Regions from separate parts of the Mus musculus genome. Here region 1 is linked to region 2. A link is a loop called in an ENCODE intact Hi-C map of the cell type or tissue named here. Cell type or tissue: heart. All regions are shown on one strand. Links, peaks and the distances in the headings refer to the core of each region. The heading gives the core; the rest is flanking DNA. Region 1 holds the start of Plekhm2 (pleckstrin homology domain containing, family M (with RUN domain) member 2). Region 2 holds the start of Ddi2 (DNA-damage inducible protein 2).

What was found. A loop is a pair of places that touch in the nucleus more often than their neighbours do. Peaks named below come from ENCODE experiments on the same cell type or tissue, not always from the same donor. Only the 100,000 strongest peaks of a DNase experiment are listed, where the experiment ranks them.
Region 1: a loop joins it to region 2, with 2.8 times the contacts of the local background. A loop is called at or near these places in 5 of 42 quality-filtered maps.

Annotation. Positions count from the first base shown.
Region 1 is chr4:141,658,199-141,674,273 of GRCm38, forward strand. Plekhm2 (pleckstrin homology domain containing, family M (with RUN domain) member 2) reads right to left here and starts at 5,948. Exons shown (of 20, transcript NM_001033150.2): 1 at 5,663-5,948. The coding sequence starts at 5,722. In heart, for the core only: no CTCF peak of the experiment used is centred there; DNase peaks (open chromatin) are centred at 5,423 and 5,993; H3K4me3 peaks cover 1,953 bases; H3K27ac peaks cover 1,861 bases.
Region 2 is chr4:141,710,703-141,726,777 of GRCm38, forward strand. Ddi2 (DNA-damage inducible protein 2) reads right to left here and starts at 12,717. Exons shown (of 10, transcript NM_001017966.2): 1 at 12,355-12,717; 2 at 2,695-2,824. The coding sequence starts at 12,492. In heart, for the core only: a CTCF peak has its summit at 9,400 (motif pointing right); no DNase peak of the experiment used is centred there; H3K4me3 peaks cover 857 bases.

The DNA.
Region 1 (16,075 bases), core at 4,895-7,394, 56 kb before region 2:
AAGTGAGCTCCAGGACAGCCAGGGCTATACAGAGAAACCCTGTCTCAAAAAACCAAAAAACAAACCAAAAAAAAAAAAAAAAAACAAAAAACAAAAAACAAAAAACAAAAAAACCAAAAAGACGCAAGCAAGACCAGCTGGCTGTAGGAGAGGGGATACACTCAGGACCCCACGTGCTCATGAAAGCCAACAGACCAGCTTAAAACCTTATCATTCTTCTGGCTCACGTGGGAGTTCAAGACCCTCCCACCTAGCAGGCCACCAGGAGGCTGAGCCGGAGGACCGACTGGCTGGCGGGGAGCATTTGCTCACACCAACCAGGAGTGTTCCCTAGACTGGATACTCCAGGAGGCCACCCCAGGGGAAGGGTTGCCCTATCTCTCTACCCTGCAGAGCATACTGGGAAACCCCTTTGCCACCAAAGAGGCCACCTGGGAGAACTTTGCCACAGGAAAGCCCCAGTGTCTCCTGTGAATTTGGGGTAATGTCAGCTCTGACAGCATCACGCAAGGGCCATGGTGATGACCCCTGAGACCAAGACAAGCACGCTAGCAGGACAAACGATCTGCCCAGGGCTGGGCGCAGTGAGCTACCTAGGAAAGCCAGCCTTCTTCTCCCCACCACACTCACACCCAGGTCCTCTCTTAGCATCCTGACCGCTGCACCCTCGTTCAGCATGCTTCTAGACCTAACACTGACTTTCTGCTGATGGCAGAAAGATTCAGTTTTTTCATGACCTTCTTTTCACACTGGGCTCCAGAGAGTTGAGTTTTGAGGAAGATCAGAGAGTCACCACTGAGTCACCCAACCTTGAGTGTGAGCTGTGACCACAGGGACTCAGACTTGGTCCTCCTTGCAGCCCACGATTGCCAGTGGGTGGCTGTGCCTGGCTTCAAGCCATCACCTGGAACTTTTCTCTAAGCTAGAGCCAAGGCCTGGATGGACTAGGCCACAGCGTTATAAGGCTTCTAACAGAAACCTGATGTCAGAGAAGCAGTGTATTAAAAGAAGCACTTTGTAAGCCCGATGGGCAGAGCTCAGGAGAAGCAGGGCAACATTTGTCCCACACCTGTTCCTGATGTCAGTGGGGTGACCTACAGGGTCAGAGCCTGCAGTGCCCACACACTATGTGATTCCTGCTTGGGAGCCCTTGGGTCCTTCACAGCCTCTTCTGCAACCAAAGAGAAAGAGCCGGGGCCAATACCATGACCCAGCAGAAGGAAGAGGGACTTCCTTCATAAAATAGGTGTGTGGCTATTATTTTACTTAGATCTTTGTCCCAGTGACTCAAGGCCTTGGGGTTTTTTCAGAATATTTTCCCAGAAAGCTGAGAGAACAAAAACTAATGATGTAAAAGTAAAGGCCTGGACTTTCACTAACTTTCAACCCACTACCAGGGCTAAGCTATCTGAAGGAGCTGAAAGGAAAGGCCAGGCATAGCCGCACACACCTTTAACTCTAGCACTCAGGTGGCAGAGGCAGGTGGAGCTCTGTACGTTCCAGGCCAGTCTGATCTACCTAGCAAGTACCAAGTACAGCCAGGGCTATCAGAGGCCTGTCTGAAAAAAAAAAAAAAAATTGAGCCCCCTCCCCAGACAGTCTTGGACGCAGCCCTGTGCAGCTGGGCTAGGCCACATCTGGAGCCTGGTCATCTGAGCCTCCGGATCCAGACCCAGAAGGGGGTGGGCTCTGGCTGCTAGGGCCCATGTGCTGGAAACAGGCCCTCTCTGAGGCTTGGTCAGCAGGAGGCAGTGTTGACTCTACTGAACAGGTGAAGCAGCAGCCACATTCGCCCTGCAAGCCTGATGTAACAAAGGTGAGCTGCATGCACGCTGAACTCTCCACAGGCCTAGCCACCCTCATGTCATCTCTGACAGTGCTCCCCAGCCCACCTTGACAGGAACTTCTTTGGGTATACCCAGGTGTCCATATATAAATAACTACCTGTGGGCCAAAGTTTGGTCTATTTTTATAAAGGTTTACTAGAATACAGCCTTACTCACAAATGTGCGGTTGCTTTGCAGTAAAAAGGAAAGAAGTGGGTGATTTTGGTGAAGGCTGTAGTGCTTAAAAATATTCTCCACATGATCCTTTAAGAGAAAGTTTCCAGGAAGGAGGGCAAAGTGCCTCAGGTCTATAATTGTACTTACTTCGAAGGCTAAGGATAGAGAACATGAGTTCGAGAGCAGCCTGGGCAACATGGTTAGATACTATCTCAGACAAGTTAAAAAAAAAAAATGGCTGGACAGAGTGTCGAATGTCTTTGATCCCAGTGCTCTGGAGGTAGAGGCTAGCCTCTCTGTGAGTTTAAGGCTAGCCTGGTCTACAGAGAGAGAGAGTTCCAGGACAGCCAGGGCTACACGGAGAAACCCCCTGCCTTGCAAAACCAAAAAAGAAAACAGAGAGACGGGATACTCAGGATGTAGCTCAGTGTGTGGAGTGTCTGCCCAACACTCCAGGGGCCCTGGGTTCAATCCCCAGCAACATACAGAAGCCAGATGTGGTGTGCATGCCCGTAATTCCAGCACTTGCAAGGTGGAGGTTCAATCCCCAGCAACATACAGAAGCCAGATGTGGTGTGCATGCCCGTAATTCCAGCGCTTGCAAGGTGGAGGGAAAAGATCAAAAATCACCAGGAGGCCATTTTGTCAGCTTGGGCTATCTAAAAGAATAAGGTAAAGTAAAATAATGAAATAAATAAAAAAGGCCCGTGGTTGTGGGTCATGGTAGAGCGCTCATAGAGCATGCACACAGCCCTGGGTGCCAGCCCCACCTCAGGGAAAAAGAGACAGAACCGTGCAGGGGACAGTGGCAGCTGTCACAGGGCCTGAGTGTGTGGCAGGGATGGTGCGGGCAGTGTAGGTCTATTCTCTCACGGAACTGAATTTCCATACTGCATTATGAGCAGAGTCTGACGTCTGACTGGTGACGTCACCGGAGGCTCCGCTGGCTGCTAGGATCCAGAATCCAAAGCTCGGCCTGGGTCTGTGTGCATTGCTGGCCTCTGTGCGAGGCTGTGTGGCTTTTCCAGGGTGCACATTCTAGCCACCTCTAGCAGAACCCTTGATACTCACCCCCAGAAAACCACCTGGGGGCGGGGCACTTCTTTGGAGGATGTTCCTGCTAGCCTGGATGCCGCACCGCGCAGCCTTCTTTCTCTGAGAAGACTATCAGTCTGCCAAGGCTTAGTGAGGGCCTCCCAGTCTCTACCAACACAGAGTCTTCTGGAAGACAACGGCTGCTGTTTAAAAGGTTCCTTGTGTGTTGGTGCAGGGAGACACGCACACAGGCATGCAGCGCTGGTGTACAGGCGGTAGTTAGCCACTCAGCTTAGGAGCTAGGACCCTGACTTAGATTCTCTGGAAAAGAGGCCAGTGCTCTTAGCCACTGACCTGGCTATCTGTCCAGCAGCATTTTTTTTTGTTTTGTTTTGTTTTGAATTTACTTTTTCCATCGTGAGTTCTGGAGATTGAACCCAAGTCATCCAGTTTGCACACCAACTCTGGCTTGCAAGCCAGTTTCCCTGCTTTGGCCATCTTACCAGGTCTGCCATGGCTGCTTCAGCCTCGGTGTCTATGGTGGGAGCTGAACTTTTTTTTTTTTTTAAATCTGTTTATTTATTTTATGAATATGAGTACCATGTTGCTGTCTTCAGACACACCAGAAGAGGGCATCAGATCTCATTACAGATGGTTGTGAGCCACCGTATGGTTGCTGGGAATTGAACTCAGGACCTCTGGAAGAAAAGTCAGTGATCTTAACTGCTGAGCCATCTCTCCAGCCCCGGAGCTGAACTTTCTAGCTGTTGTTTTGTTTTGTGAGGTTTTTGTTTGTTTGTTTCTGGTTGGTTGGTTTGTTTTGGTTTTATTTTATTAAATTTAAAAAAATTTAAAAAGATTTATTTCTTATTATATCTAAGTACACTGTAGCTGTCTTCAGAAGAGGGCGTCAGATCTCATTACAGATGGTTGGGAGCCACCACATGGTTGCTGGGATTTGAACTCAGGACCTTTGTCCTGAATAGTCAGTGCTCTTAACCCGTGAGCCATCTCTCCAGCCCTTGGTTTTATTTTTAGAGACAGGGTTTCTTCATTTAGCCTTCCCTGCCTGTGGTAGCACTCTCCTCTGTAGACCAGGCTGGCCTTGAACTTGCAGAGATCCACCTGCCTCTAGCAGCTGAGCGCTGGGATTAAAGGTGTGAGCCAGCACCCGGCTAGTTGTTCAGAGAGAGAATTAGAACTGCGCAGCTTCCTTCAAACTAAATGGCCACCACTAGCTTCCTCTCTTGGAGTAGGCCTTATTAGAAGCAGAAACCTTTTTATTTTTTATTTTCTGTTTTTTGTTTGTTTGTTTGTTTTGGTTTTCTTGTTTGTTTGTTTTTTCTTCAAGATACAGTCTCACTATGTAGCTCTGGCTGTCCTGGAACTCACTATGTAGACCAGGCTGGCCTCACACTCATAGAAACCCACCTGACTCTGCCTCTCAAATGCTGGGATCAAAGGCATGTGCCTCTATGCACAAAGAACCCTAAAGGAGGCAGGCGGTGTGGTACTCATCTTTAAGGCCAGCACTCTGGAGGGAGAGTTTGAGGTTAGCCTTGTCTGTATAGTGAGACTGTTAGAAAAGAAAAGAAAAGAAAAGAAAAGAAAAGAAAAGAAAAGAAAAGAAAAGAAAAGAAAAGCAAGAAAGAAGAGGGCCAGAGAAATGCTTCAGTGGGTGAAGGCATTGCTGCCAAAACTTACACATTGAGTTTGAGTACTGGAATTAACAGGATAGGAGAGAATCAATTCTCAAAAGTTGACCTCTGACCTCCACTCTCCCATTTACATACGGACACACACACAGCTCCTAAAGTATAGTTACACACACACACACACACACACACACAGAAAAAGCATGAAGGCAGGCTAGTCAATCTTCCCCACTCCTCTATTTTTCGGTTTCACTATGTAGTCCAGGCTAGCTTGGACCTCAGGACTCTGCTTTAGCCTCCTGTGTGCTGGATGACAGAGATGCATCACCACACCCAGCCTTCTGAGGCTGGCCTGTCTCCTCACCCCTGTGCGTGCCCTTGACAGGTAGTCATTCCTACCAGGAATTGGGGCAATGACCAATACTAACAAGCCCCAACCCAAAGTGTCATAGTGTCACCGTCCCACGGCTTACCTTCCAAAACTACAACCCTAGACACCTCAGGTCCTCACTCAGAGCTCTGTAACTCGCTTTTTTCTAAACTGCCATCCTGGAGTTAGGACGACTTGGGGATTCCGTGGGTCCCCAAGCAATGTCGCAGGGCACAGCTGGGGTGACCAGCAGGTGCTGGTTCTCGGCCTTTGCCCCGAGGGAGGGAGGGAAGATGCAGTGGATTCCTCGAGGATGCTCTCCCTGCCCCGTCCTACCCGCAGCCTTCCCGAGGTGTCACGGGCCAGTCGCGGGAAGACAAGGCCGATTCGGGCACCGGGGAGCTCCGAGGACGCTGACCTCAACTTTGTTCTTTAAAAATAGCTCGGAGGCCGCGGCGCTCCCGGGAGTCGCCTGCTTCTCCAGCAGGGCCCAGGGTCGCCAGGACGACAGTGGCCCGGGGTCCCGGTCATGGAGGCGACCCGGGGGGGACTAGCGACGGGGACCGGGGAGGGGGTCGGGGCCGAAGGAGGCCGCTCACCTTCTTCACCGACAGCGAGATGTTCTCCAGGATTCGGTCCTTCACCTCCCGCGGCTCCATGGCGCTGCCGCCGCCGCCCCGCCGCCGCTTCCCACGCCGGGAGCCCGGGGCCGCCGCCAACCGCTGCCGCCGGCCGTGCGGGGGCTCCGTCGTGCCGGCCGCGGGCCCCGGCGCCCGCCGCCCTCGTCTCGCCTCGCCTCGCCTCGCCCGGGCCTCGCTCCGCCGCCGCCGCCTCCCGAGCGCCGAGCCGGGAAGGAGACGCGGGCCCTGCGCGGCCGCAGGAACTGATGTCAGGCGGGGCGGCGCCAGCACCGGCCGGGAGGGACGGCGGCGACCAGGCGGGCCCGCCTCCTCCGAGACCCGGGGCGATGGAGACCTGGGAGCTCAGAGATCCGGAGCCCCGGGGACCTGCAGACCTAGGGGACTCACACAGCCCGGATCGCATAGACCCAGGACCTCACAGAGCCAGAATCGCATAGATCCGGCACCGCAGAGCCTCGGGACCTCAAACACGCTGGGACTCAAAGACTTCGCCTCCCACTTCCCAATCCTGCACAAACTCCTCATGAGACCCTGGGAGCTCACCGATCTCCAGAGCCACCCTGCTCAAAGACCCCGGGAACCTCACAGACCCCGGGCCCCCTCCCAGCTCCTCTGAGATACCGTATTGTCCGTGTTGTCGTTCCCCTAACCCCTTGCAGCAAGGCCCTGCACGGGCCTAAAAACTGCCCCAGCTCCTTAGATATTGCTCCCTCTCTCCTTGCCCACACTTCCCTTCCCTGTAACATTCAAAGGCTCTCCTTCCAGGACCCGGCCAACTCCTTGAAGACCCCACTCAGGACCAGGACAGACGGGGCCCCTCCCTCATTCCAAACCTGACATTCCTCACCCTTGCCCACAAGGGGCCCCAGATATACCCGAATACTCGAGAGACTCTGGAGACAAGGCTTGGCCTGGCAGAGACACCTACCTATTCCTTTCCAACTGCTCCACGCACACCCCAGGGTTCCGAGGTTTGGACCGCCTAGAGCCACTCCAGCACCCAACGTTGCCCTGATGCCAGAGCTCAGCCCTCCATCCTCTCCAACACTCCAATTCACCGTTCTCAAGGTATCTTCTACTTCCAAAACAAGCCCTCTTCCCTATCGGCCCTCACACCCTCTGTCTTGGCTAGTTTTGTGTCAGCTCGACCAGGGACACAAGCTAGGTTCATCTGAGAGGAGAAAAACTCAGTTGAGAAAACGCCTCCATAAGATAAGGCTGTATGACATTTTCTTAATTAGTGATTGATGGGGGGTGGGAGGGAACACAGCCCATTGTGGTGCCATCCCTGGACTGGTGGTCCTGGGTTCTATAAGGAAGCAGGCTGAGCAACGTAGGGGAAGACAAGCCATCAGCTCCTGCCTCCAGGTTCTTGCCTGGTTTGACTTCCTGACTTAGCATCCCTCAGTAGACTGTAATTCGGGACATGTAAGCCAAATAAACCCCTCCTCCACCCCCAAGTAGCTTTGGTCATGGTGTTTCATCATAGCAATAGGAAGGTGACTAAGCCGGGCAGTGGCGGCGCACACTTTAATCCCAGCATTCCGGAGGCAGAGGCAGGCGGATTTCCGAGTTTGAGGCCAGCCTGGTCTACAGAATGAGTTCCAGGACAGCCAGGGCTACACAGAGAAACCCTGTCTCGAAAAAACAAACAAACAAACAAAGGACACACCTCCCTCCACTGTATCCTACTGCAGGCTTCCCTCCATCAGCCCCAAGTCCAGCATAATTCACTGAACACATGCCCTGCCCAAAGGCACCAGCTCTATCTACACTTGGGTTCTGATTCCTACCTGGATCACTTCTCTAAGTTTGGTCCCAAAATAAACATAACCTCACAGAGCAATAAATCCAGTCTTTAATTCTCAGACACCAAAACTCTCCCTTCTGGCTCCCTAGTCTTCAATCGTGAACTCACCCCTAAAGTCCCCCGTGGAAGCACTAATTCTATCTACAGCCTACGGAACAGAGGACCTCACCCCTTTCCTGACCTCCAAGGAGAGCCCGACCATGTGATAGTTTTAAAGTTTGGTTTCTCTAGGACTGGATAATGGATCAAATAAACTCTGGAAAAGGAAAGAAAACCTGGGATTCCTGCATTCCTTCCCACTCGGGGCCTAGCTAGCGGCTGCAGGACTCCATACTACAACCAAGTGTTAGCCAGGCAGTGCACACCTGTCATCTCAGCACTTGGGGAGCGAAGGCAGGAGGACTTACAAGCCATCCTCAGCTACACAGTGAGTTGTAGGCCAGCCTGGGCTACTACTGAGATCCTGTCGCAAACAACAACAAAACCCAAGCGAAAACATTAAGCCATGCCTATAATTTTTGTCTTATTTCCTTTCCTTTCCTTTCCTTTCCTTTCCTTTCCTTTCCTTTCCTTTCCTTTCCTTTCCTTTCCTTTCCTTTTTCCTTTCCTTTCCTTTCCTTTCCTTTCCTTTCCTTTCCTTTTTCCTTTCCTTTCCTTTCCTTTCCTTTCCTTTCCTTTCCTTTCCTTTCCTTTCCTTTTTCCTTTCCTTTCCTTTCCTTTCCTTTCCTTTCCTTTCCTTTTCCTTTCTTCCTTCCTTCCTTCCTTCGTTTCTTTCTTTCTTTCTTTCTTTCTTTCTTTCTTTCTTTCTCTCTTTCTTTCTTTCTTTTTGAAATAGTTCTTTCTCTATATAGTTTTTCTGGTTGGCCTGAAACTCACTGTGTAGACCAGGTTGACCTTAACAGAGACCTGCTTGTCTCTGCTTCCCCACTACTGTGACTAAGGCTGTGTATAATCACGGCCACTAGATCCTGTACTAGGTTGTGTTTTTTTGTTTTTTGTTTTGTTTTTTTGTTTTTTGAGACAGGGTTTCTCTGTGTAGCCGTGGCTGTCCTGGAACTCACTTTGTAGACCAGGTTGGCCTTGAACTCAGAAATCCACCTGCCTTTGCCTCCCGAGTGCTGGGATTAAAGGCGTTGTGCCACCAAGCCCAGCCCTGTACTAATTTTTAAATCAAGGTCTCACTCTAGCCCTTCCTGGCCTTGAAGTTGAGGCGATCCTCCTGCCTCAGACTCCAAGTACTTAGACACACACCACCAGGATCAACTTAAACCAAATGTTCTCCATAGACTCAAGCATATGACCCCAGGCATCGCTTGTGTCTTCTGAACCCGGGACCCATTTTAGGTTTTGTATACTGGGTTAGTAGCCACCCTAAGGGCTGGAGCAGACCTTTAGGGAGCAAGGCAACCAAAGCCAGGGCGTTTTAAGATTGATATTGAATTCAGGAAAAACAAGAGTCACCATGGAACTGTGGTAGAGGGCAAAGCGGGGACGGTTGGGGATCAAGGTTGCCTTTGTGGCCCAGATAAGGAAAAGATTGAGGGCAGAGGACATATTGCATTAAATGATGAAAGCGAGAGAGACGGGTGCCCAAAGCTGTTTGTGGCAAGGAGGCAGAGGCAGAGGAGGAGGCAGAGGAGGAGGCGGAGGATTAGACTGAATGAAGGACTTCCCTCCCCGTCCCTCCCAGCCAGGGAGCCTACAAGACCCCAACCTGTGAGATGCAGGCCTGGCACAACCACTCAGACCCTGAGTCTAACCAACAAGCCTGTGGTTAGTCCCTGCTACTCAACATCAAGCCACCTGCTCAGCACCGAGTTTTGACAAACACTACTTCATGTTTTGGATTAAAGACCAATTCAGCTTTTTAAAATGTGTGTTAGTGGAAAGGGATCCACAGGCAGGCAAGAGGCAGGGACAGTCCCCGCTCCAGTTGTAGGGGGACCCCCATGAAGACCAAGCTACACATCTGCTACATATGTGTGTGTAGGGGGGAAGGTTAGGTCCAGCTGTGTGTGTGGGGGGTTAGGTCCAGCTGTGTGTGTGTGGGGGGTGTTAGGTCCAGCTGTGTGTGTGTGGAGGGGGGGTTAGGTCCAGATGTGTGTGTGTGGGTTAGGTCCAGCTGTGTGTGTGTGTGGGGGGGGTTAGGTCCAGCTGTGTGTTGGGGGTTTAGGTCCAGCTGTGTGTGTGTGGAGGGGGGGTTAGGTCCAGCTGTGTGTGTGTGGGTTAGGTCCAGCTGTGTGTGTGTGTGGGGGGTTAGGTCCAGCTGTGTGTGGGGGGGTTAGGTCCAGCTGTGTGTGGGGGGGTTAGGTCCAGCTGTGTGTGTGGGGGTTAGGTCCAGCTGTGTGTGTGTGGGTTAGGTCCAGCTGTGTGTGTGGGGGTTAGGTCCAGCTGTGTGTGTGTGTGGGGTTAGGTCCAGTGTGTGTGTTGGGGGGAGGGGTTAGATTCAGCCCACGTTTGATCTTCGGTTGGTGATTTAGTCCAGATCAGTTGACTCTGTTGGACGTCTTGTGGAGTCCCTATCCCCCTCAGGTCCTTCAATCCTCCCCCACCCCCACCCCGTGGGGGAGGATGTGCCTAGTCCTGCAGTGATTTGATGTTCCAGGGTGGGGTGATAGATAGGGGGCCTCCTCCTTCTCTTCTGAGAAGGGGAAGGGCTGGGCTGTATGAGGCAGGGACTGGGAGGAGGTTTTGATTAGGATGTAAAGTGAATAAATTACATTAATGAAGAAAAATGTGTGTGTGTGTGCTTAAGAATGCTATCTACCAGCCGGGCATGGTGGCACACGCCTTTAATCCCAGCACCTGGGAGGCAGAGGCAGGCAGATTTCTGAGTTCAAGGCCAGCCTGGTCTACAGAGTGAGTTCCAGGACAGCCAGGGCTACACAGAGAAACCCTGTCTCGAAAAACCAAAAACCAAAAACCAAAAAAAAAAAAAAAAAAAAAAAAAAAGAAAGAAACCTGTTAATAATAATAAGATATATTTTTAAAATCATGGTTTGGTGAGGTAGCTCATGGTTGAAGGAACTTGCCATGTAGACCTGGAGACCCAAGTTCAATCCCCAGAACTGCCATATTAGACCTAGAGACCCAAGTTCAATCCCCGGAACCCACATAAAGGTGGAAGGAGAGAATCGAATCCACAAAGCTGTCTTCTGACCCCCAGGGGTGTGCTGTGGTGCACACATCCCCAAGATAATAGTAAAAAATAAAATTTAGAAATATTTTAAAGAATAAAATACAACAAGCTGGGCAGTGGTGGTGCACACCTTTAATCCCAGCACTTGGGAGGCAGAGGTAGGAGGATTTCTGAGTTCGAGGCCAGCCTGGTCTACAGAGTGAGTTTCAGGACAGCTAGGGCTACACAGAGAAACCCTGTCTCGAAAAACTGAAAAGAAAAAAAAAAAAAAGAAAAAAAAGAATGCTACCTACCTTGCTTGAGAGAGCGTCTCTCATTGGCCTGCCACTCAGCTGTGGAATAGGAAGCGTGCATCATGGGACTGGGGGGTGGCAGGGTCAGGAGTCCCTACACAAGGCAAGTGCTTGGCTGACCAAGCCCCGCCTCCGTTTGTTTGTTTCTTTGTTTGTTTGTTTGCTTGGAAACAGTATTTCATACAACCCAAGCTCTCCTCCTGCTCCCTTTGTTGCTGCAGACTACATCTAACTTCTGCTCTTCCCAGGGGCTGGGATGGCAGACACGAGCCATCACGTCTAAGGTATATGGTACTATGTGTGAGAATCAGGGCTTTGGGCTGGAGAGATGCTGAGGAGTTGGGGTACTTGCTTCTCCTTGAAGGCCTCGAGTTAAGATCCCAGCATACATATTTGCTTACAGTCGCCTGTCATGTCACTCCAGGGGATCTGACCCCCTCTTCTGGCCTCCCCATACACACTAATTCAAAACAAAACAACAAAACAAAACCCCACTAGGTGGGGTGGCCCATGCCCTTAATCCCAGCATAGAGGAGGCAGAGGCAAGCAGATGTCTGTGAGCTCACGGCCAGCTTGATCTATAGTGTGAGTTCCAGGCCAGCCAGGACGCTAAGAAATCCTGTCTTAGAAAAATAAAAAACAAAAACAAAAAAAAGAAAACAACAAACAGACAAGCAAACACACAAAAGAAAGCAGCCAGGGCTTTGTGAACTCCAGGGTTCACGTCCAGCTCTCACCAGGTAGTGTATTCTTTGGCTGTGTGCTGGAAATGTCCACTTGCTGTTATTTGGAAGGTGGCGACATTTCCACCATGTTATTGCGTCTGCACCTGTTGGGATAATGGTCCCAATCACTTTTTTACAACTTCTGGAGGACCACAGGTTTCTACTGCCTGCCAGTTTCCCAAGTATGTGTTTGTCTAGTGGGAGAGACACACTCAGTCTGACAAGAATTACTGCTGAGAAGGTGTGTCCATACGTAGGCTGTTGCATCACACTTGGAGTTTAAACACAAGTTGCACTCTGTCAAAAACAGGGTGAAGGCCTAGAGAGATAGCGCATCACTGACTGCTCTTCCAGAGGACACGGGTTCAAATCCCAGCACTGGCATGGTGGTTCACCAACATCTGTAACTGATATCTTCTAGTCCCTAGGGCGCCAAGCATGCACCCGGTGCACAGACATACCCATAGGCAAAATATTCACGTGTATAAAGATTGAAAAATAAAGAACAGGGACTCTGTGAAACACAGGGGTCGGTCATACGGCTGGAAGTTAAGAAGCTGGAAACCAGAAGCCGGTCATTTATTGCACAACACTTCCCTGTCATGTGGGACGCTCGCTCATGAGACTCTGAGTCAAAAGGCATCAAGAATCAAAAGCCTCTGCTGATTCATGCCAGGCCCTCGGGCAAGTCACTTGCCCTGGTTTCTAAATCGGTGGCACAGAATAAAGGATTTTAAAGCCAGGTGTAGCGACCCAAGTCTGTCGTTCCAGCACTGGTGAAGCAGGCTCGGGAAGGTCTGGAAGTTCAGGGTCCTTGTCAGCTACATAGCATTGGAGGGCTCACTTGGGATAGGCAAGACGCTGCCTCACAAGGCCAAAAAGGGGCTGGAGAGATGGCTCAGCGGGTAAGAGCACTGACTGCTCTTCCAGAGGTCCTGAGTTCAAATCCCAGGAATCACATGGTGGCTCACAACCATCTGTAATGGGATCTGGTGCCCTCTTCTGGTGTGTCTGAAGACAGCTACAGTGTATATAAAATAAGAAGACTTTAAAAAAAAAAAAGGGGGGTGAGGTGGGGTGGGGAGCTGGAGAGATGGCTCAGTATTAAGAGCTTCCAGAGGACCAGGTTCAATTCTCAGCAGCCCCATGGGAGAAGCATAGCTATTGGTAACTTCAGCCCCAGGGCATCTAATGCCTTTTTCTGGCTTCCTTGGGTACCAAGCATGCTACTGAAACACAGACATACATGCAGATAAAACACCCACATAAAAAAAGTTAAAGGACAGAGAGAAATAAATTCTCCCCTTTCTCCATTATATTTGTGTTTAGGGGAATGCCTTCCTGTCCAGCAGGCAGGCGAAGCTGTCTGAGCCTCATCGGAGAGAGGCAAGCAGGAGGGGCTGGCTTTGTGTATCTACAAAGTACTGCAAGTCCCCGACCTGACCCTGAAGTCTCCAGAAGTGGATGCTTTAAGCTGAAGCAAGGCAGCTTTATCCGGGGCATCTGACTTTATGTTAAAGGTCCAGTGCCTCCTCCCAGCTTGTTCCGTCAGTAGAATGGGTAGGTACAAACTGGGCTGTTACCCAACCTTCCAGCTTAAAAAACCTTCAGCAACTCCCTGTCAGAGCGGGTGGGTTATGTTTTTTTCACACTTTCTCTTTTTATACATTTTTATTTCATACGCATGGGCATTTTGCCCAGATGTACATCTGTGCACCACTTGTGACTTTGTGTCAGTGGAGGCCCAAGAGGGAGTTGGATCCCCTGGAAGGAAGAGCTGCAATGGCCGTGAGCTGCCCTGAGGGAGCTACATGGAACCTGGGTCCTCTGGAAGAGCAGCCAGTATGTTTAACTGCTAAGCCATCTCTCCAGTCAGTCCTCCTGCAGCCCCCCCTCCCTCCATTTTAATTTTAATTTTTTTATTCTGTTCTCTTTTTTTGTGTTGTTCTCTTGGACTCACAAAGATCCTTCTGGCTCTGCCTTCCAAGTGCTGTAATTACAGGTGTGCTCTATCATGCCTGGCGTTTGAAGAAATTTTTCTTTTCTCTTTTCTTTCCTTTCCTTTCCTTTCCTTTTCTTTTCTTTTCTTTTCTTTTCTTTTCTTTTCTTTTCTTTTCTTTTCTTTTCTTTTCTTTTCTTTTCTTTTCTTTTCTTTTCTTTTCTTTCTTTCTTTCTCTTTTAGACAGGATACCACTATGGAGTCCTGGCTAACCTAGAATTCACTCTGTAGACCTTCTGCATCTGCCTCCCAGCGCTGGGGTTAAAGGTGTGCACCACCACGCCCAGCTTGAAGAGTGTAAAATTCAAGTAAGATGTGTGTGTATGTGTGTGTGTATCCCCAAACAGTGTTTCTCCGTGTATCCCTGACCGTCCTGGAAGTCCCTCTGTAGACCAGACTGGCCTCAGTCTCACAGAGCTCTGCCTGCCTCTGCCTCCCGAGTGTTGAGACTAAAGGTGTGCGCCATCACCGCCCGGCTCTTAGTCTTCTTTTAAAAAGCTGGTCAGGGAAGGACACAATCAGAAAGAACAGAGACCCGCTGAGCCTGAGGCTTCACTCCTGACTTGGGCATTTCCTTCTATGAAACAGCGGCCAGAGAGCTACTGTTGAAGTCTATGCAACTGCTGACAGAGCAGTGCGGTTCACGTGACTTCTGACCACGCCCTCTGTCTCAAATCTGCTAAATTCCGAGTCAGCAACCCTGGGGCTCGGTTCTAGACCTGCACACTGAGCCCCCCGGGCTGGCAGGGTCTCAGACAGGTACCTTTTTGTGAATGGCTTTGTCATCTCACTCATGATACGAGCCACGGGGTCCTCTGTGATGAGGAAACTGAGGCAGTATGCCTGAGCTCAGGTAGTTACTCATTTAGAACCCGGGGGTCAGGGGCTGGGCATGCAGCTCGATTGGTCAGAATGCTTGTCTATCCTGCACGAAGGCCCCCTCTATGATGGATTGTGATGGTGATTTCAGCACTAGGGGGTCAGGTAGAGGCAGATATAGTTTAAGGTCACCTTTAGCTACATAGTAAGTTTGAGACACTCTTGGCCTCTCTCGGAAACCGAAGCTAAATCGGAAGTGGCACATTTGTAGGTAGTGGGGCTGTGGTGAGGAGGGGGCCTGTGGATGCTCCATTCTCAGAGCTTAGGAATAAAGAGTCATGAGCAAGACCCAGGCCCGGTGGCAGAGCACTTCCCAGCACTTGGAAGGCAGAGGCAGGAGGATCACTGTGAGTTTGAGATCAACCTGATCTGTAAGGGGAGCACTAGGCCGGTCAGGGTTACACAGAGAGATCCTGTCTCAAAAAACAATAAAACACCCTAAGCAAGATCCGGGAGCGGATTGTAGGCTGTGTGAGCAGTGGTTAGGCCTAAGGAGAGCACAGGAAGAGGGGGCAGCTAGGAAGCTGAGAAAGTAGCCACAGAATGCCAAGGGGTAACATCTGTATAAAGATCTGAAGGAAATTAGAAAGAGCTGGGAAGGTGAGCCAGGCAGAGGGGGCACATGCTCACCTTTAACCCCAGGCCTTGGAAGCAGAAGCAGGTAAATCTCTTAAGTCCCAAGCCAGCTTGGGCTACATGAAGAAACCATGTCTTGAAAAAAAAAATAAAGAAGAAGCCGGGCGTGGAGGCGCATGCCTTTAATCCCAGCACTTGGGAGGCAGAGGCAGGCAGATTTCTGAGTTCGAGGCCAGCCTGGTCTACACAGTGAGTTCCAGGACAGCCAGGGCTACACAGAGAAACCCTGTCTGGAAAAAAAAATTAAAAAATTAAAAATAAATAAAAATAAATCCATAAAAAAATAAAGAAGAAGAAGGAGGAAGAAGAGGAGGAGGAAGAGGAAGAGGAGGAGGAGGAGGAGAAGGAGGAGGAGGAGAAGAAGAAGAAGAAGAAGAAGAAGAAGAAGAAGAAGAAGAAGAAGAAGAAGAAGAAGAAGAAGAAGAAGAAGAAGAAGAAGAAGAAAACAGCCCATAAGGTATGTGAGGTAAGTGTACTTTCAGTCTGAGGAACATCAGGTGCTAAGGCCCTGGGGTAGGGACAAGCATGGTTTAGGGCTGGATTGAGGGAGAGAGTTGGGGGGAAACAGCAGTTCTGAGGGAGGTAGCTATTGGAGGCGTGCAGGAGGGCCCTGCAAGCTGGTATGACAGACCTGAGCTATCTTCAGACTTTGACGTGGTGTGCAGGGTTTAGGGTGAGCTGGGTCTAGGGTGGGAGTGAAGCACGGGGACTAATGAGAAGAAAGGATCCTGCTGCTTCCTTTTTAGAGGGTGCAAGGACATGGGGGGCTTCCAGCTTAAGGACTTCATCATCTGAGGCCAGGGAGAGAAAGCAGGAGCCTTCAGAACTTTGTAGGAAGGAGGGACCTCACAGATAAGGACAGCCAATCCCATGAGTCTGTGAAAAGCAAC
Region 2 (16,075 bases), core at 8,271-10,770:
GATGCCAGCTGGCAGTCAGCATGTTTGTGTAGAAAATGGAATACAGGACAAAACAGTCGAACAATGGAAAGGAGTGACCAGCAAGCTTCCCGGGGAGCTGCTGTCTCTACCAACTGCCAAAGTAGTCTCTGCAGGTGGAGAGACTTACCTCTACCCAACATCCATCTCGACAGTCCATTCACCTCAGAGAAATTCTGGAAGACTTGTCTCCACATAAATCCCTCCCTTCACAGCGACCACTGGCTATGTTGTCCATACAGAAACAGTAAAACAAAACTAAAACCAAACAGAAACCAACATACAAGCAAAACAAAGCTAACACACAGACTCTCAAGCACCACCTCACTAAGTACACAGGGAACATTTGGTTTTACTGACTGGCAAGCTCAAATGGCTACTCTTTCTAAAGCAGAAGCCCAAGGGATGGATCAAAATCCAGAATGAATACAGTGAGTGCCTGGAGATGGTTGTGCTGTCTGAATGGAAGCACTGTGCGCCAGGCTGCAGTATGGATCGCCTAACACACCTGTAAACTTTAAAAGCAGGAGACCTAAATACTATTTGAAAAATTTCACAAAAATATGTCAGGGGAAGCGGGGGTGGGGTGGTGCAGGTACTTCCTCATGTAGTTCCAAGGCAGGGCTTAGAACTGAGTCAGGAGCCCCTTTAGGGGTAAGTAAAGGAAGCTATAGGCCATCTCAGCATCCAGCACATATGTGCCACTCCCACACAGTCCTGCATATTTTGGAGACACAGAAACCTCCTAAATCTAAATGCAGGTCTCAGACTGTGAACACCAGGGCTGGCTGGGTGTGTGGGTGCATGCCTGTAATTCTAGCCCCCAGGGAGATGAGGCTGGAAGCCATCCTGGGTCATATAGGAAGCTCCAAGGCCACACTGGCTTGTAGAAACTTGTCTTTAAAACAAAACAAAACAAAACAAAACAAACAAAACAGAACAGAGGGTCTGAAGCAATAGCTCAGAGGTTAAGAATGACTCCTGATGCTGCCTAGTACACATAAGCTCATAATACATAATTCCAATTCTATTACTCTGGTATCTGTGGGTACCTGCACTCATGTTTACAAACCTACAGACAGACAGACACACACACACACAATTAAAATTAATAAACTCAGGGGCTGGAGAGATTGCTCAGCACTTAAGAGCACTGATTGTTCTTATGAAGGTCCTGAGTTCAAATCCCAGCAACCACATAGTGGCTCACGACCATCTCTTAAGAGCACTGATTGTTCTTATGAAGGTCCTGAGTTCAAATCCCAGCAACCACATAGTGGCTCACAACCTTCTCTAATGACATCTGACGCCCTCTACTGCTGTGTCTGAAGACAGCTATAGTATACTTACATATAAATAATAAATCTTAAAAAAAATTAATAAACTCTAGTTCTAGAAGACCTGACACCCCTTCTGGCCTCCACAGAAACTGCATGCGCATAGTATACATAAAAAGAGGCAAAATATCCATCCATACAAAAATATATCATTTAAAAAACCCTCCAAGTAAATAAGTAAGAAACAAAACAAAAAGCCCAGCAGTACACATACACAAGAGACGTGCAGGTGGGGGCCCTCAACAGCAGGCACAGGGTCTCTCTCTGACCCTGTTGTCTGTCTGTGAGCCTCTTTCCCCTTGTCCAGCCTCCATAGAAGATGCACCTAGTCCTACTACCACTCAATATGCTGAAGCAGGTGGATAGCCATGAGAGGCCTCCTCTTCTCTGAGGAGAAAGGGAGGGAAGAATGGGGGATTGGAAAGGGAAGGAGGGGAAGCATCGGTTAGGATATTAATTAATTTAAAAAAAAGCAAATTGTAAGAATATATGACTTTAAAAAAATCTTTACAAAGGGAAGAAAATCCCCCAATCTTGGGGATGGTACACCCAAAATTAGCAGGGAGGGGCCCAAAGATGGTGCTCCAACCACTTAAATCTGCAAAGTCTGAAATAACAGAAAGAGGGCTGGAGAGGTGGCTCAGTGGTTAAGAGCACCTAAGTTCAATTCCCAGCAACCACACAGTGGCTCACAACCATCTGTAATGGGATCTGACGCCCTCTTCTGGTGTGTCTGAAGACAGCTACAGTGTACTCACACATGAAAGGAAGAAAGGAAAAACAGGAAGAAAGGAGGAAAGAAGTTAGCTTAAAGAAGAAAAGAGGAATAACAGAAAGCACCATTCCAATTGCTGTTTTTACTTACTAGTTGCACAGCTGATGACATCATTTAAACTTGAGCTTCACCTCTTGATGAGGTAAAGAGGAATGAATTCCGTCCCCCACAGCCAAGTAAGGAGACCAGTAAAATATGGGCCCAAGCGGCTGATGACCAGAAACACTGTAGTCAGTCAGTCAGTTAGTCAGGAAGCACAGGCTAACCCAAGCCTCCAAGATCTTCCTAGGGACAAGCGTCATCATGGAACCATCACTGAGGACAGCATAGGCTAATCCTGACCCAGGGCTTACAATGTGCCAGCTCTAAGTTAATCACGACACCTACTTTACTACAGAAGAGATTGATTTAGAAGTCCAATGACTTCTAAATGACTGCGTGTTGCCCAAGATTACACAACAGGCAATCAGGTCTACACTGTTAGTCTGATTCTAACACATAGAACCTCTGTGCTCTACCTACTGACGTCTGTATTGGAGAGAATGTGGTGAGTATTGCTCTTACTTGAGAACTGCACTGCAGGGCGAGGGTCTGCATTCTCCTTCTGTCGTAGAATCACAACATCACCATCTTTTAAACCGTAAGAAGCCAGTGACCTGTGGTTGTCGGTGAGAGGCCTTTCTGCATAGACAATCTGCAAGGGAAGAAGACCCAGGTGTCACGTACGGAGAAGCAACATGGCAACACTTTTCCTCTTCATCATATTTCCTGCCAAGACCTTTTCATGGGTTCCCATCACGCCTAGAAGGAAATCCCAAGCCCTGCCTGTCTCCTACGATGAAAGAACAACACAAACCCCATTTGTCTTCATTTAAGATCAGCCATTTAAGGAAAGGCTGTAAGGCACCAGTTCCAGGAACAGACCATAAAATACAGAACAAGATCATAAAACCCCCTCCCAAAGAACAGCCTGGAGATAACCACAAAAATGGGGAAGTATTTTACCTCAGAATGGGCCATCTGTGCTGGGCAGCCCTATTTCATCCTATGGTTAAACATTCATGACATAGGCGTGTAGACCACTGACTACCTCTGACCCCCTAGCACACCAATTAAATTTTCGATGACATAATCCCTCTAGAGAGTAACCACTGTAAGCCCATGCCATCCCACCCCCATTCTCTATAAGAAAGCCTGTGGGCCTTGGTCTGGGACTGCCACTTCAAAGGACGGCTGACCCCTGCATGCTGGTTGTTTCTGCAGAGTAAAGGCTCTCTGTCTTTGCATGCTGAGTCTGGGGTCTTCCTTCAGCGATTTTCAGACCCTTACACTAGGCCCAAAGGATCTGGCTGATGGCTGCTTCTGACTTCACGCTTCTGTTGTCCTAATGAGACTCACATCCTCTCAGGTCGTTTGTTTCTTTCTTCTATCACTCTGTTTAGGTCTCTAGTCAAGTACTACCCTTCAGTGCTCTTTCCAAAAGCCACACGTACCCTGGATATGGGCTGTGGGTGTAGCTCAACGACATAGCATTTCTCTTACACCCAAGGCCCAGGTTCCATCCCTAACAACACAATGTACTTTAAAGCCAACTCTACTTGCCTCATCTACTGTGCTACATACTGATCTGCTCCTTTGTCTGCTCAAATGAAACGTAGGCTGTACGGAAGCAACATTTGGTTCAACTGTCCACCACAGAGGCTTAGGACCAGGCCTGTTATATAAGGAATGCCCAGAGGTCTGCTCAGGTAAAGGATGGGTGGGATCATAGAGTAGGGAGTCTTACTTAGCTTTCACTCTGAGCAACCAAGGAAAGAGGAATGACAGGTTCTGGGTATGTTTACTACAAGGAGAACTAGCCATGAAGGAACATGCAATACTGGGAGGCCAAGGCAGAAAAACCATCTCCAGTACCAGGCTGGCCACAGCTGTACTCAAGGATCAAGTTCTAAACAAACAAACAAATCATCTGACAAATTCAAGATAAAAACTTTCAAGATAAAAAGATAATCATGGTTTTCAACTGTAAAACAACCATCCCCCAACCGTGGCAGCTTACTGGCACGGGGTATGTGTGCTCACAGCCTTTCTCTTCATCCCCAAAGGCTTACTGCTCTCCTGCTTGTGAAATATAAATAGGAAAGAAAACAAAGCATGTGAGCTAAGTACTATTAACAGAAATACTTTCTATGTCCAACACAACATCCGAGAGCAGTATGAGGAGAAGGAGGAACAGAACACAGAGCAGCACACTGACTTAGCCACATAAGGATGTAAGGTGGTCCCTATGTCATCATGTAGTCCACAGAACAGACTGGGTCCTGAGCCACAGCTTGCTCCCTGAGCGTACTCTGCACTGGGCCATAAGCTGACTGTGCAACTTGAGCTGGCTATTAACTCAGCCAGGAGGGGCCCTGTCATTAGGTGGGCCAAGAGTCAAATTTCTTGTGTCCAGCAGGCCACCAGGACTGATCACAACAGATGTCCCTTCTAGTTCTTTTTCCACACTAAGCCCAGGGCCTTGTACCTGGATAGGCAACTTGTCTACCACTGAGCTCTGCCACCAGGCCTCCCTCATCCACCCACATGCTCTCTTAGCTTCGTTCCCGGGCACAGAGAGAACAGATAGCATTTGCACAGGCCACTCTGACCATTCACTGTCATTCTGCTCCCAAGTCTGTGGTGATAGGGGCAAAAAGTGACCCTTCAAAGCTGAATCCTTCCAGAGACAAGAGAATAGAACTCATCTGTCCAACTTTACAAGTTTTATACAAGACTAAAAATGACTGCAACCAGGTGGATCCCTGTGAATTTGAAGCAAACCTGGTCTTCATTCAAGTCCAGGACAGCCAGGGGTATTACACAGAGAAACTCTAAAAATCAAAACTCTTGTTCTAGCCGGGCGTGGTGGCGAACGCCTTTAATCCCAGCACTCGGGAGGCAGAGGCAGGTGGATTTCTGAGTTCGAGGCCAGCCTGGTCTACAAAGTGAGCTCCAGGACAGCCAGGGCTACAAATAGAAACCCTGTCTTGAAAAACCAAAAAAAAAAACAAAAAAACAAAAAAAAAAAACTCTTGTTCTAACACTTACATATAGTGCAGATCTTATACTTTAAGGTAGAAAACAAGGGATTCCTTTTCTCTTTGGTAATTCAAAAAGAAAGTTGTGCTACACATAACTTGTTGGGGTATGAAGAAATCAACCATAAGTCAGAGCAGAGGCTGTGTACCTGGGTGGCATCAACACCACTAAGCCACTGTGAGGAGGTCACCAATAGCCCATGGCCTACTCTAGCTTCTCAGGCTCAGCTGTCAGTTTATTTAAAGACACATGACTAGTCTCCCAAGGCAGACAGACACACTAGACATTCTTACTAGAAATGTACTCATTTATAAAGAACCAAACTCAGGAAGGTAAGAACGCTTTAGGGTCTGAGGCTGTGGTTCAGTGGGAAAGCATCTGCCTGGCATGGAAGAGCCCATGGATCCTCTCCCAGTGGGACACAATATAAACATCAAAACAAAAAAGAGCACCCTGCTACCACTGAGTGAGGCTCTACTGGGCTAACATGCCAAGTCCCCATCCTCCCACTTAACTCTCACACTGTCTCACTGGATGTCAATCATTTTAACAGAGATCATTTGTCCAATTTTATGAACCAGAAGACACAGAGGTCACACAGCCATTAAGAGAACTGAAACTGGAGTTCTATATGCTCAACATTAAAATGATATTCTTTTACAGCACCCAAAGCAGCCTCAGAGATTGGCCTCTAAGTCATCCTCTACCTTAAAACTCTACACCTCCACTGGCAGTGCCTGCCTGAGGCCCTGGTTCAATTCTGAGTAGAGGAGTATGGGACACACACACACACACACACACATCAATTAATACTGGGGCTGGGGAATGTAGCTCAATGGAGCAACACTGCAAAGGACATGACAAGGCAGGAGAGAAGGGAAAGAAATATTGCAATGCCTAGCGTCTTCATGGTTGGCCCATTTTTTTTTCCTTTTTTTCCTTATTTTTAGATTCTTTTCTATGTATATGGACCTTTTACCTGCATTTACATGTGCGCATCACCTGCATTTATATGTGTATCTCACCTACATATATGTGTATCTCATCTGCATGCATGTATATACCACCTGGGAAGTATATATGTATATTACCTGCAAGTATATCCATACTTTACCTGCATATGTATTATGTATATCACTTGCATGCCTGGTGCCTGTGGAGACCATTCATTAGTGTTAGATTCTCTAAAACTGGAATTACAAATGTTTGTGAGCCACCATTTGGATGCTGGGAACTGAACCCAGCCTTCAGCAAGAGCAGCCAGTGTGCTTACAACTGCTGAGCTATCTTCCCAGCCCCAGTTTCTTCTTTTTAAAAGCATGGCAACAAAAGTCAAGAGTAATAGCATTCACCTTTAATCCCAGCATTCAGGAGGCAGAGGCAGGCAGATCTCTGGATGTCTCTGAGTTTGAGGCCAACCTGGTTTACACAGCATTCCAGGACAGTCTGGGCCTATATAGAAAACCTTGTCTTGAAAAAAAAATTTGAGAAGGGGAGGGGAGGGGAGGGGAAAGGAGGGGAGGGGAGGGGAGGGGAGGATGGGGACAATCATGATTGACAAGGAAGTGCTAAGTTCCAGATAGTCACTGACATCTGGCATGGTAACAAGCTATGGAATACCTCACCCAATCTCAAAATGGGTGGATTAGTTAGTTAGGCATTGATATCTGTTTAGCCCTGATTTCAAAGGATTTGGATGTTGGTCAGAAGGGTAAATCAAAGGACTATTCACATCATGGCACGGCAGAAAACAAAGAAGAGGACACAGGAAGACATATCCCAAGGACATACTTTCAATGATCCTCTTCTTCTAACCAGGTCCCATCTTCACCACCTCCCAGTAATTCCATTTTACTATGAGTTCATCAAAGGATTGGTTAATCCATGGGTTAGGTCAGAGCCTCATGATGCAATTGTCTCTGAAAATGCTGTAATAGGCACGTGTGGAGGTGTGTTTCACTGATCCCCCGGGAAGGCTAATTCAGTTGTGTTGACAACAAAATTAGCCATCACACTGGGTAGAAAAAAATACTCACAAGAACCAAAATCAGCAAGTAACCAGGACATGGAAACATAATACTGTAATCCCAATACTTAGGGTGGCGATAAGGCCAGGCTGGGCTACTGAGACCCTAGCTCAAAATAGTTCAAGAAAGGCAGTAACTTTTCTTTTTTTTTCATCTTAAGTCCGTAAGGAAATCACCTTTAGGTCAGCCTGCAATCCCAGTACTTGGGGAGCAGAGGCAGGAGGATTAGTGGCTCAAGGCTAGCTTGGGCTATCTAAAACAAACCCTGCCATCTTCCAACTTAGATCAATGACTTCATGTCTCTATCAGCCAAACAAAAGGCAAGCTGGTGATGGCTCTGGCACAACTCTTACAACTTCTGTTACCCCCTCAAAAGCGAGTATGGAAGACCTGAGCCCTGCTATTCAGAACAGCTTACTAGATAAATCGATTATGCAGGTGTAAATCTGCAGAAGTGGTACCAGAGGAACAAGCTGGAGACACAATTTCAACCTCAGTCAACATCTAGCGACAGACTAATTAATATCATTAATACAACTCCACCCTTAAGCATGACATCAAATGTCTTCTAGTATCGCAGAGTGTGGTGGCTCACACACTTTTTTTATTTTTGTTTGTGTTTTTTTGAGACAGGGTTTCTCTGTGTAGCCCTGGCTGTCCTGGAACTCACTCTGTAGACCAGGCTGGCCTCGAACTCAGAAATCCGCCTGCCCCTACCTCCGGAGTGCTGGGACTAAAGGTGTGCGCCACCACGCCCGGCTTGGCTCACACTCTTAACCCCAGCAATCGGGAGGCAGATCTCTGGGAGTTCGAGGCCAGCCTGGTCTGCAGAGTTCCAGGACAGCCAGGGCTACACAGAGAAACCCTGTCTGGAAAAGCAAAGCAAACCAAACCAAAGCAGAATTTTTTGGTATCTGAAAGAGCTTCCATTTACTGGGGATTGGGGAGCTAAACTGTTTTCTCTTTTGACAAGTGCTGGGGATCTAATGCATAGCAGGCAAGCACTCTCTCTACCAGAGCTACCCCTAACCCAGTACATCTTATTTTTCTGAAACAAGGTTTCCTATACAGACCAGGCTAGCCTAGATCTTCCAGCTCCACCTCAGCCTGCCTCTCAAGTGCTGGGATTAACAATGCGAGTCACCATGCTCAGCACCCCAACAAAAACCTGAGACAGGTTCTTACCGCGCAGGCTCAGCTGTCCTGAGACCTGAAATGGAGTCCAGGCTGGCCTTGAACTCTCAGTCTCAAATATCAAACAAAAACAATCAAAACCAAACTAACACTCAATGTGCAAGTTATCCCTGGGTTATGAGGAATAAGTGAGCTGTGGCAGTCTTTATCCTTCTCTGTGTTACAACCTTTCTAGCATAGCTATTCAGCATTTACCAGAAAGAAAGAAAGAAAGAAAGAAAGAAAGAAAGAAAGAAAGAAAGAAAGAAACCAAAAAAACAAAAAACAGGAAAGAAAAATACATAAGGAAATAAACACATCAAAACTAGCCACCACAGAAACTTCCACTTTCCATGGTTTAAAATAGCATTTTTGTAACCCACACTCAGGCTGTGTGCAAAAGTAGCATTTCCAGGGTCACAGCTAACTGCTGTTAGCTGCTACTTCAGCATGCCTTTCATTGAGGGTCTTCTACTCTGTACAGGCTTTTTTCCCACACCACCTACAGAAGTAAACTATGTTTCAAAACTATCAAGACATTAATTTAATGCGAAACTAAGTCCTAATAACTGTTTGAGGTCAGCCCAGCCGAGCCTGCATCAAAGCATCACCATGAGCCTGCCTGGCTGCCAAGCCCACACTTGCTCTGAGACAGAACAGGTTCTGTTTTAATCGCAGTACAAGTGAAGATGGTTTCTATTCTAAACTTATTGTCATTAGATTACAACTACTATAATCAGACTAGAGCTGTTAAAAACCTCACACCTTCTCCAAGTGACTTGCGCACATATGCTGCTGCTGAGAGATAGAGCTCCAAACCAGCATCCCCTGTGAGGGACACACGCTGGACAGTCCCTCAAGGGTACATACAGGAGGGAAACAGCGCAGCCATTTTTATTTCCATTGATTTTTTAATTTTTGAAAAATGTCCACTTATTTCTGTGTACTTTACCTGCATGTCTATACAGCTGGTGCCCACAGAGGCCACAAGAGGGCATTGAATCCTGTGGAACTAGAGTTACTGATGGTTGTGAGCCACTGTATGGGTGCTGGGAATCAAACCTCTGTAAGACGCCTCTATAAAAGCAGCAAGTGCTCTTAATGGTTATCTGTCTCTCGAACCCCATTTTCATTCATTCTAGTTCATCCTCCTCCCAAGCCCCCCAGGTTTCTCTGTGTATCCCTGGCTGTCTAGGCACTTGACCTGTAGACCAGGCTCACCTTGAACTCAGAGATCTACTGGCCTCTGCCTCCTGAGTTCTGGGATTAAAGATGTGCACCACCACTCGGCTTAGCTGACCTTTTCTTGAGTTCTATTTTGTATCTATTTATAATGTACATCACTACTTAATGTATATAATGTAACTGATGTATATGCACATATGTAATACCTGTTAGCTGTGTACCATACTACGTTGTGTACCGTGCTATGAACCATACAGCTGACTGTGCGCACACATGCCTAATACATAAAACAGGCATTTATGTATAAGGTGCTGTGAGCAGGGTGGAAAACACTTCACTTACGGGGCTATAGTAGATATAACATGAGAATAATAAATTAGAACAGAAACCATCTCCACCTGCACATGTGATTAAAGTGGGACTCTGAAGCCAAGCCAAGAGACCGGAATGGAAGAAACTCAAGTAAACAGACTGAATGAAAGCTGAGAGGAAGGGACAAAACAGAAAAACTGGTTAGGGAGCTCAAGACAAACAGACTAGGACTTAAAAAACAAAAGACTATCATGTTTACTTTCATGATCCAATGAAAGGAAGTGACTCAAGTGTCTGGGGTGGATCCTGTTCCTGCCTGAGGGGGGCTAGCCAGTGAACTAGACAAGTGACCCCCCACTTAAAAATCAGCTCTTAAAATAGACACTGAGTTGTCAGGTTACATAGAGCCAACAGCACTAACCTGAAAAACAGGGTGCTGTTTACAGCTATTTAATACAGGCTTACCACTGTTGGGAATCCGGGTTTCTGCATGCCAATTTGGGTTGGGAAGAAAGTCAACACCGAATTTACTTAGAGAAGAACTTAGAGCTAGCCTAATTGTTCAAATGGTACCCTTCAAACTCCAGACTAAAGACTGAACCCTCCTTAACCATACAATTATGATTCAGCCTGCTATCCCCTTTAGTTTACTTAACATTTTCTGCAGACATCGGAGTGCAATGGGCTGGGCAGGGAGCGTGTAAGACAGCGGTAGTGCTAGCTAGGATGACGTGCACACAGGATGGAGGAAGAGAAACAGCAGAGAAACAGCTTCACCCTCTGTAGACCTCAAGTCCTACCAACAAATTCAACTTAAAATTACTCCCCATCAGCTGGCAATTATAACTTGGGTCATCAAAACACCCTACACACACACACACACACACACACACACAAAAATTGAAAAAAATTTTTAAAAAAAACTTCAAAACTGAAAACTGAACTTGGGCATGATAGTGTATTCTTGTAATCCCAGCTGTACAGGAGCCTGAAGCAGGAGGGCTGCTGTCTGAGACTAGCCTTGACCCCACAGTTGAGACCTTGTCTCAAAAACAACAACAACAACAAAAAACCCAACAACAACAACAAAAAAAACCAAAGCAAACAAACAAAAACCAAAAGCAGCTGGTTGTGATGGCTCAGGCCTTAACTCCAAACATTTGGGAGGCAAAGTCAACAGGGATCTCTGAGTGTAGATGGGAGCCAGTGTTTTATATAGTGAGACCTGCCTTAAAAACAAAACAAACAACAACCAGCAATTAATCAATCCTCTAAAAAGTCAAATCTCCCCCAGCCCCCCAAACTCCCTGGTCCTAGCTTGCCCCTGCTACCTGTATGAGGAGGCTGACCAACAGGAATGGGGTCCTAGGTTTTTGTGGGTTAATTTTTCTGTGGAAATTGGGGGAACTGTTTATTCCCAACTTTTGCCAGACCGCGTATGTGAGTGACACCTCCTTCCCTAAAATAGATCCTTCCAGAAAGAGCTGCATGCCAAGGTTCTAAAGTTCACATTGTGTGAAGGAATGGTACTTCTGAACACAATATTGACACGCAGAGTTTACCGTAAGTCAGGACAGAACAGGCAGTCGTTGGGCAACAGTTTTTGGAACTATTTCATAATTGCAGAAGGAAATCAAGATTTACATTCTGGGGCCTTGGGAGCTGTCTATAATTTTCTGGTGTTTAGACTACACCCAGCGGGGGCCACTTTGGTTAGAATCTTAAGGGATTTAGTGCAAAGGTTACAAAATAGTCCACCTATTGTTTGATGAAGTCTACTAAGGACACCAAAGCATTTTGAGAATATATTTTCTTGTTAAAACATGAGAAGGCTGAACTCCTGGCCGCCGAATCCCTCGGGGGTCTTCAGACAGTAGGCCATTTTCAAGCTAATATCCTTCGAAAGCACTGAGCTTTGAACTGACCCAACTAAACTGGGCCCAGAAAGGAGGAGGGCTTTGGCCTGAGAGAAGCAGACAGACTGAGTTAACCTAACCATTACTTTAATTAATATATGACATATATATATGTGTGTGTGTGTATACATATATAATAAATTAACCAAAAATGTATGCATTTCCAGAGACGTCAATGGCAGAGTGAGTCTCAAACTTTTTCCCCTCACTTTCAACCGCAAATCTGCATTCTCCCAGGTAGTAAACTGCGCATATTGGAGCGGTCCAAATAAGCGAACCCCAGGCAGGCGTCGTTCTCCCAGTGATCCAAACTGGTATTTCTGGTCGGAAAGTCAGGAGATCCCGGATGAGGACCCAGGCTCCCGAAGGCCAGAAGGTGGGGAGGGCTGCCCGCCCGCGCACGTGCCCCTCTAGCTGCAGTGGGTGCATCCACGGGCGGCTGCAGGACTCGGCCCCCGCCGGCCCCCAGCTCCCCCCGCCCCCGGCCACAGCGGCCGGAGGCCCCCGCTCGCTGCCGCACCCCGGCGTACCTGGCTCTCGGCGGCGGGGATGCCGGACTCGAGCTCGCACAGCGCGCGGAAGTTGTGCAGCTCGAAGTCGGCGTCGACCTGGAGGGAAAAGGTCACCTCGGAGAGGTCCCTCCGCACACAGTACACGGTGAGCAGCATGGCCCGGGCCCGACCCGGCTCGACTCGGCCCGGCCTGGGCGCTGGGCGGAAGGCAGTCGGCGGCTGGGGAGACCTGGCGGCAGCGGCGGGAGGGCGACGGGCGCGGGCTGCTCGCTCGCTCGCTCGCTCGCTCCTTTCCTCCCTCACACGCGCGCAATGACTCACTCGCTCCCGCCCTCGGCAGCCAGCGCGGCCGCCGCCACCCGCCTGCGACGCCGTCTGCCTGCCTGCCGGCCTGCCTCCCACCGCTGCCGTCAAGCTCGCGGGCCGCCCGCCCGGCGCCCCGCCCCGTCGCAACGCCACGGCCGTAAAGCGCGCCAGGCTGCCGGCAGCCTTCGCGACGCTAGGCTGTGGGGCAGGGCGGGGCTGGGGAGACTGGAGGGAGGAATGGGGATGCGGGGTGGGGGAACCCCACGATTTAATGCTTGAGCTCCGGAGTATTCCAGGATCCCAGTCCCAGTTAGTCATCCAACGGGGACCTACTGTGCGAATGGCGTGTGCATAAAAATGGTTGAAAGACAAATTAAGCACATCTTTCTAAAACAGAGTTTTCGTAATGGAAGTTGTCATTTCAGTAATATTAACTCGGTTTCGACTTGGTAATGAATGTAGGACGAAAATCCAGATCCTTTGCTGTGCTCGAGGCCCATCCCAGCCTGCGGGCTGGCATGGCTGCGCTGGCAGCCACACACACACAGCACAGTTCTTAGTTAACTCACTCTCAGACTGCATCCAGCACTGGACGTTTACTGGGTACGGTTTAGAATTTACTCCGTATACTGGGACTGGTAGCGCAAACCTGTAATCCCAGCTACTCAGGAGGGTGAACAGAAGGCTGGCAAATTCCAAGCCTGCCTGGATCATAAGTGTTCCAGTCTGAACAATTTACTTTAATGGTATAGATAAAATACCTTGTTGACATCTTGCCTACCAGGACCAAGCTCAACCTCAGCAGGACAAAAAGACAGTACTTGGGAAACAGTCGTTATTTTAGTGGCCACTCAATTCATAAGAAGATGTAGATACCAAGAATGGTAAAAATCCGAAAACATCTCCCGGGCCCACTAGGGTGGTCCACATTTGTAATCCCAGCACTCAGGAGTGTTTGGTTTCCAGTCCTGGATTAGGGGCTGAGGTATGCATTGTACAAATCAAAGGCTCAAGGTTCTCCTGACATCCCTCTGTCCCTACCTGGCAGGGACTCAGCTGCCCTTCCCCCAGAGACTCTTCTGCATTTAATACAGATATCATATCATATATGATATCATTGGTCTCTCTCTCCCCCCCACCCCCATTCTCTTTCTTTCTTTCTCTCTTTCTCTCTTTCTTTCTTTCTTTCTTTCTTTCTTTCTTTCTTTCTTTCTTTCTTTCTTTTCCCTCTTCTCCTTTCCCTTCCCATGGCGACTAATATGGCTTCCTTCCTCTCCTTCCTTGGGACCAGTGAATTCGTCCTCCTGACAGAAGCTTCCCAACCCAACAAACCCGCATTTACGACGAGCTAATCTGTCTTGAATTGGTTCATTTCACCATCATCCAGGAGCAGAGACTGCAGGATCACTACAAGCACAAGGATTTCCACTCCTGGCTCCGTGGAGCGAGGAGCCTCCTCCAGCAGAACAGGAAGGAAATGGGAAGCAGGGTGGCTGTGGATGCTGCAAGAACTTCACTTTGCAGAAAAGACAGAATACATAGGCGCAAGACTTTTACAAAAACAGAAGTGGAGACGCTGGGACCACAGGACAGGGCTGAAATCAAGCATCCGTGACAGAAAGCCCAGCTGCTGTGCCAAACGAAAAGAAAATTGCAATGAAAATGTCAGCTAGAGAGCCTTTCAAAATGGAGTTAGGAAACTTAAGTAAGGTTTGTGAGGATGCCAGATGCCCCACAGGATGTGAACTCCAATCACCCCACTGTGATTGCGTCTCCACAGTTAGTGGGCACCAAGATGTTTATTGTGGCATGAATTGTTCCTTTAGAAATTTAAAACTGTAAACCAGGCAGTGGCGGTGCACATCTTTAACCCCAGCACTTGAGAGGAGGCAGAGGCAGGTGGATCTCTATGAGTTCCAGGGAAGTCTGGTCTACAGAGAGAAACCCTGTTATATGTATGTGTGTATTGGCTGCATGTTTGTCTGAGCACAAGTATGGATAGTGCTGGTGAGGAGGAAAAGGATGTCAGGTTCCCTGGGTCTGGAGTCGATGGCCGTTGTGAGCTGACATATGGGTGCTGGGAACTAAATTGGATCTAACCTCTAGAAGGGCAGCCAGTGCTCTTATCTGCTGAGCCATCTCTCTAGCAGCCCAACCCTTTTTTGAGAGAGTGTCTCACTGTGTAGCCCTGCAATTTATTGTGTAGAGCAGGCTGGGTCTTGAACTCAGGGAGACCCACCTGCTTCTACCTCCCAAGTGCTAGGATTAAAGGTATACGCCACCACGCTGGTTTGAAAGCAGCAGTCACATAGAGCCTTTCATACGACTCCAATTCTTTCCCAATTTCAATGGAGTTTTTTCGCTCACCCATTTCAGACCAAATTTTCCCTGCCTTCTCTCTTTGCAACCTTGACTCTGCATTCCATGAACTCCTTACAACTGAATTGCTGTTCCTACTACTCCAAAGGAAGTCTTAGCTTTCTGAGCTTAGTTTGAGAGATGTTATCTAGGGCATTGACAAATAAAGGTTTGTTTTCTCACGGGCTAAGGGCCCAGATGGGCAGCCTTTCCAGTTCAGCGAGTCAGTGGTATAAAGGCCAGCACTTTCACCTGCCTCTAAGGATAGAAACAGTCCTTTGACCTTTCCCCAGAGATCGCTGTGTGGCTGGAGTCTCCACACCAGGAGTTATTTTCTTGTCAAGGCTGGAGCTTGCCTAGAAATCTGTCATCAGGGTTTTGGCTCATACTTATTGGGCAGACCTGTGTCAAGGAGCTGTAAGAGAGACTAGGAATGCAGGTGTTCAGCATTTTCAACAAGTTTTAATGGACACTGGCAGGGATAGGGAGATGAGGATGTTATTAGGTAAGCCACGATGCTTTCTAAAGCAGAGAAGATCTAAGATAACCAGAGCCAAGTTAGGCAAATGCGGGAGGATTTTCAAGAATCAGCTGAGGTGGAGCTTTGAGTGACTGGAAATTATATCTTAATGGCTGAGCTCTCTGGACAACTCCTCTGGGCTGATTTTTCTACTATCGCTTGGGTTCTTGGTTCCTGAGGCATTTATTATTCTGAACATGGCCATAACAATCGCCTCCACCCTGTGTGTTTTTCCTCCCATTAAGAAGTGCAATGTTGAGGAACACCAGGGCCAAGAAGTGGGGGTGGGGGGTAGGGGAGTGGGGGGGGGGGGATGGGGGACTTTTGGGATAGCATTGGAAATGTAAATAAAGAAAATACCTAATTTAAAAAAAAAAAAGATGGGGGCTGGTGAGATGGCTCAGTGGTTAAGAGCACCCGACTGCTCTTCCGAAGGTCCGGAGTTCAAATCCCAGCAACCACATGGTGGTTCACAACCATCCATAATGAGATCTGACTCCCTCTCTGGAGTGTCTGAAGACAGCCACAGTGTACTTACATATAAATAAATAAATC